2 separate regions of the Homo sapiens genome follow, and region 2 is linked to region 1. A link is a contact called in ENCODE Hi-C data. All regions are on one chromosome and are shown on one strand. Each heading gives the region's core, a stretch centred on a gene start or an enhancer-like site at or near the end of the contact. The rest is flanking DNA. Distances are from core to core; before and after follow the strand shown. Region 1 holds the start of CLBA1 (clathrin binding box of aftiphilin containing 1). Region 2 holds the start of ADSS1 (adenylosuccinate synthase 1).

What was found. A loop is a pair of places that touch in the nucleus more often than their neighbours do. Pooled maps may share reads with other maps.
Region 2: a loop to region 1 is called in a pooled map, with 4 times the contacts of the local background. The contact joins the promoter of ADSS1 here to the promoter of CLBA1 in region 1. A Hi-C loop is called at or near these places in 1 of 50 pooled maps.

What each region holds. Positions count from the first base shown.
Region 1 is chr14:104,984,350-104,987,049 of GRCh38, forward strand. It overlaps CLBA1 (clathrin binding box of aftiphilin containing 1), which reads left to right and starts at 1,439. Exons shown (of 5, transcript NM_174891.4): 1 at 1,439-2,505. The coding sequence starts at 2,083. RefSeq lists a silencer at 1,228-1,697.
Region 2 is chr14:104,722,893-104,725,592 of GRCh38, forward strand. It overlaps ADSS1 (adenylosuccinate synthase 1), which reads left to right and starts at 1,337. Exons shown (of 13, transcript NM_152328.5): 1 at 1,337-1,570. The coding sequence starts at 1,379. RefSeq lists a silencer at 1,144-1,553 and an enhancer at 2,384-2,700.

The sequences.
Region 1 (2,700 bases), core at 189-2,688:
GGCCTGGTCTACAAACCCAGCCAGCTCCTGATCACCATCCTTAGGGTCACTGCGGTGCTGGGGTGGCCAAGCCAAGATCCAGTCCTGGGCAGTCTGACCGAAGAGCTTCCATACTGCATGGCCCGGCTGCTCTGCCCCTCAGGAAGGAGCGGGGACAGGAGGCTGGGTCTAAGGTGCAGAGAATGATCTCATCTTGTCATTTGTAAAATTAAATTGTTCTGTAGCTTGGCTGAGAAGGACCAGGGAGGGAAGGGGTGATTCAAGCAAGGACAGAGTCCAGGCAGGGCCCCAGGCCCCAGGGTGGGAGAAATGCGAGCCTGAGGTAGATAGGGGGTGGACAGTAGGTGGCATGGTTCAGGGCTTCACCAGGGCCAGGCCCTCCCCTTACCCAGAGGAGGCAGTGATGGGGGCCAGTCTGGGAAGGCCAGGGAGGAGATGGAGTCAAGGTTGACTCCTTGAGTCTGGGGGTGAGGGCAGATGGCAGAAGGCCTGGAAGCCCGGAGGGGAGCTGCCAGAGGCCAGCCTAGCTCCTTGGTCGTCCAGTGGCTGGAGAGGGGCTGTCCGTCAGCCCTGCTCTGCCCGGGTCTGGCTGGTGACAAAGGAGGGGAGCACTCCATGCGGCCTGCGAGGGAGGGGTGGAGCCTCCCCGCAGCTCCTTCCCCCAGGAATGGGGACGAGTTAGGGGCGGGCGAGGTTTTGGGATTCAGGAGTCAGCAAGACGGACTTGGCTCTCGCCAGGGACAGGTGGGGTCCTGAGGGGCCGTCGCTCAGCTGCACCCACAGAGGGGTCGGCGGCGCGGCAAGTTAGGCTGCGGGGCGCCGGGAGAAGGGGCTGCGGGTGACGGGTGCGCTGGGACGGACCTGGGGAGCTCGTCGTGAGGAAGAAAGAACCACTCTAGGGCCAGGCCCAGTGGCTCAAGCCTGTAATCCCAGCACTTTGGGAGGCCGAGGCGGGCGGATCACGAGGTCAGGAAATCGAGACCATCCTGGCTAACACGGTGAAACCCAGTCTCTATTAAAATACAAAAAAATCAGCCGGGCGTGGTGGCGGGCGCCTGTAGTCCCAGCTACTCGGGAGGCTGAGGCAGGAGAATGGCGTGAACCCGGGAGGCGGAGCTTGCAGTGAGTCGAGATCGCGCCACTGCTCTCCAGCCTGGGCGACAGAGCGAGACTCCGTCTCAAAAAAAAAAGAAAAAAAAAAAAAAGAAAGAACCACTCGGGCGGCGAACTGAGCACGGACAGAAAGCTCGAGCGGCCCGGCGCCCAGGGCTCGGCCAGTGTGGAAGCCCGATCCCACCCGCAGCGGAGGCGGCCCGGGGCAGGGAGGGCGGGTCCGGGGCGGGTCCTGAACGGCGGGGGCCGGCGCTGGCCTCGCCCCGGATGCGTGCTGACGCCACGGCGACGGACGCCGGAAGCGGAGCTGGCGCACGCCGTTGCCAGGCAACGGGGCGGCGCAGGCAGGAGGGAACGGCTGGTTGCAGGTTTCTCTCGCCCTGGTCCCGCGCGGCCCCGCCGAGGCGGCGACCAAGGTGGGTGCGGGGACTCTCGGGAGCCGTGGGCCAGGCGCTTAGCCGGCCACCTCGGGCCCTGTCCAGGCCCAGGCGTTCCAGGGCTGCTCTGCGGGCCGCGTGCGAGAGGGACTCTCGGGAGGCCCCGGGGCGCCGCACCCACTCCTTCCCACTTGGGACTCCCGCGGGCGCCCGGCTCTCGCTCCTCTGGCCAGCGTGGGCCTCCCAGGCCCCCTCGCGGCTCTCTCCAGAGCAGGAGCCCCACCTTGGGCCGCCCCTCTCACACCTGCCGTGGGTCTGGTACGCGCCTCTGTGTCGGACTCCGCGCCCGCCTGCGTGGGAGGAAGCCAGGACTCCCGGGCGACCGGGCCATTCCTGTGGTTTGTGTCAGTTCCACAGCAGCACGTGGGCACTTTCCACCGTCAGCCACTGGGCAGCCCGGGGCACTCCTGCAGCGTCCCCTGGCCCTCTCCAGGGCAGGGGAAGGTTGGGCAGTCCTGGGCGGCCAGCACCCCGGCGTGCATGTCTCCTGAGCAGCTGCCCATCGGGCCTCTGCTGGCCTGGGGGCTCCAAGATGCAAGGCCGGCGGGAGCTGGGGGGAGAGCCTTTGAGTGACCTCCAGGAGGAAGCAGCCAGCGCTTCCCTCCGAGTGGCACCTGAGAGGCTGAGTGATGACAGTTTGGAATGGAGACGGACCTGCCCCGACCTTCTCCTGTCCGATGGGAAAGCCAGCATCTCCATGCCCCGTGAGGGCGGTTCCACCTGCACTGCCCGATGTCCTGACCCTGGGGAACACAGCAGCACTTGGGGGGAGTTTGAAGGCTTTCGGGAATCTTCAGCCAAGTCTGGACAATTCTCACAGTCCCTTGAACTCCTCGAGGGACCCACAGAACCCCAGCCACCGAGAACCACTTCTGCCCCAAAAGAGTGCAGTTCTCACCAACCATGCCAGGGTGGACCTTGGGTGACAGGAACTTCTGCCGTCCCACCTTCTGAGGTATTTCTGCTGTGCTGTGGTCACCATGTTGAGTGGGACGTGTACACACCAAGAGGCCTACAGCCCTCGAATGCTGTGGCGTGCTGGCCAGGGAGGGGGCTGACAGCCCCAGAGCGTCTGCTTCTCTCCTGGCCTTCGTCCCTGGCCATGTGGTTGGCAGTCCCATCCTGAGGCCAGGGAAGCAATGAGTTGGCA
Region 2 (2,700 bases), core at 87-2,586, 260 kb before region 1:
AAGAGGGGACTGGGGACATGGGTGCAGGGGGCAGGAGGCCAGGCTTCAAACAGCCCCTCTCCCCCAGGCTGGGGCACGGTCAGGTGCCAAGAGAGGAGGGGTGGGGAGGCTGCAGGCAGGGGTGGGCAGTGGTGTCCTTGGCTGCACCTGAATCACTAACTCAGTGTGAGCGACCTTTGCTGTGACAGGCCCAAGCTCCACTCCTTCCTCACAGGGAGTGTCCCGTCTCCATGGACTCCCTGTCACTAGCCTTGGAGTTGCCCTGAGCCCAAGGGGCCTCGTGGCTCCAGGCTCTTTGGCAACTGAGAGCCGTCAGGGAGGGAACAAAGGACCCCGCCTCCCTGCTCTGAAGCAAGAACCTGATTCTCTTTTCCGCCCTTGGGGCCCCAGGACCCTTCTCTTGGCCACCAGGGCTGGCTTCCTCCAAGCCTCATCTACTTGGGAGGGGTGGGGCGGGATGGGTGAGACAGGACAACCAGCCGGGAACACGGGAGCCTCGCAGACCATCGCCTCCCTCTGGGGCCTAGTCCCTCCACAGGCTGGGCCGGGAAGGTCTGGTGTGGGACCTCTTGGGAACCTGGGCCCCACGGTGGCGTGCATCCCTGGGGGTTGCTCCCATGCCAGCCAGGTGACGCTGACAGGATGGGTCCCTTTACCCCAGACTTGGGTGCTGAGGGCCGGAGCTCCATGCTGGAGCCCGCCTGCTCGCTACAGCCAGGCCCGAGCCACAGCGCGCCCGGGCGGGACGCGGGGCCCCTGCCGTGGGGCAGAAGTGCGGGCAGTTGCGGGGACACAAAGTCCTCGGAGAGGACGCGCTGCGCGGCTCTTCGCGGCCGCCAGGGGGCGCGCCCGCGCCCAGGGCACTCGGGGTTCCACGGGGGGCAGGTGCGCTCCTCGAGAGTGCGGACCCTCTAGGTGGGGTGCAGGACGCAGCTCCCCTTTTGCAAACCGCACTCCTTCCCTGGAGGGAACGACCACCCCTGCAGTTGCTGGAACCCCGAAGTCCTGGGCCCGGCAAGGGCTTGGTGGGGGGTGAGGTCGCGGTGCACAAGCCCTGGTCCCCGACGGGCTAGCGAGAAACTGCCTCCGTTGGCAAATTCGTGGGGGCGGCTCCCCAGGCCATCTGCCTGCCTGGCCGTTGGTCCGTGCGGCCCCTCACCCCTAAAGTGCTCGAGACTCAACTGGGCTTCCCGGGCAGCGGCGAGGGGGCGGGGATGTGGCGGCCGGAGGTCACCGGGGCGTCACTGCGCCCGCCCTGGCCCTCCCCCGGCCCGCCCCCTGCCCCGCCCCCTGCCCCGGCCCGGCTCCATTTAATGGCGCGGACGCCGGCGGCGGCGGGCTCCTGGCCGGGCCAGCGCAGCGGAAGAGCCAAGCCAGCATGTCGGGGACCCGAGCCTCCAACGACCGGCCCCCCGGCGCAGGCGGCGTCAAGCGGGGGCGGCTGCAGCAGGAGGCGGCGGCGACCGGCTCCCGCGTGACGGTGGTGCTGGGCGCGCAGTGGGGGGACGAGGGCAAAGGCAAGGTGGTGGACCTGCTGGCCACGGACGCCGACATCATCAGCCGCTGCCAGGTGCGGGCTGGGGCGCCGGGTCCCTCCCCCACCGCCCAGCGAGCCCCCCTCCCCCGACCCAGACGGCCCCTGTCCTCCCATGCCCTGGCCGGTCACTCACCCGCTTGGATGCCTTCCTTCCGGGAGCACCTTTCCCAGGGCCACCCCACCCACGCACGCACACGCACCACTCACACAACCCCCGACCCACACACACCGCCCTCCTTCCACCCACCCCTACTCCACCACCCCGGCAGCGGGCCAGGGCACAGCTATAAATACAAGTCGCTGAGTTGGGGACACCCGATCCTTAGGGGGTGGCGCATGCCATGGGTGTGACGCTGGACCCTCCATGGGGGAACCAGAGGACCCAGCCCCAGGATGGTTTGAGGACCCCCAAGACACCCCCCTTCCTCATTTACAGTGATCACCTGGGGCCTGTCTGGGTCTGGGATAGGGCTTACCTGGCTCCCCGCAAGGTCTGCAGGTGGTGGAGGGGGTAAAAGCTGCCTGCTGGGTGGGGGTGACCCCGGTGAGTCAGCCAAGGAGAGGCAGAGGTGGAAGGGGGCCAGGCCGTCCTGGGGGGCAATTGGGGCCGCGCCTGAGGGAGGGTGCTTGGGACGATCCTAGCCAGACATGGGAGAGGGAGGGCCACAGACTTCTGGCCAGGGTGACCCCGTGGCTGGCAGTGCCACCGAGGAGGCCAGACCTGCTTTGTCCCCCAGGGCCCAGGGCTGGGCCTCTGCCAGCCGGCAGCTGCTCTCAGCGCCCCCATCTGTTCTGACTGAGCTGCACACTGGGCACTCTCTCGGGCCGCCACCCTGGGGCTACATGCCCCATGCCAGGGCAGCCAAGTCTGCTGCCCATGGGCTGACTTACAGCTCCAGGCACAAAGGGGTCAACTTTGGGATGCACGCGTCTGGGGTTTGGAGCCTGCCTGGGGCTGCTGCCAATAATGGAACAAGGGCCCCCGCACCGTCCCTTCTCCGGGTTCTGTGGCCTCCTTCCTGAGCTCCAGAGAGGAGGGCTGGGGCCCAAGACGAAGGGAGTCAGCCCAGCACCCTGTGTGGCTCAGGGCTGTCCGAGCCCCTCCTGCCGGAAGGGACTGTGGCTTCCTAGAAAGTTCTTCCTGGAACAGTGGGGGACCTCCC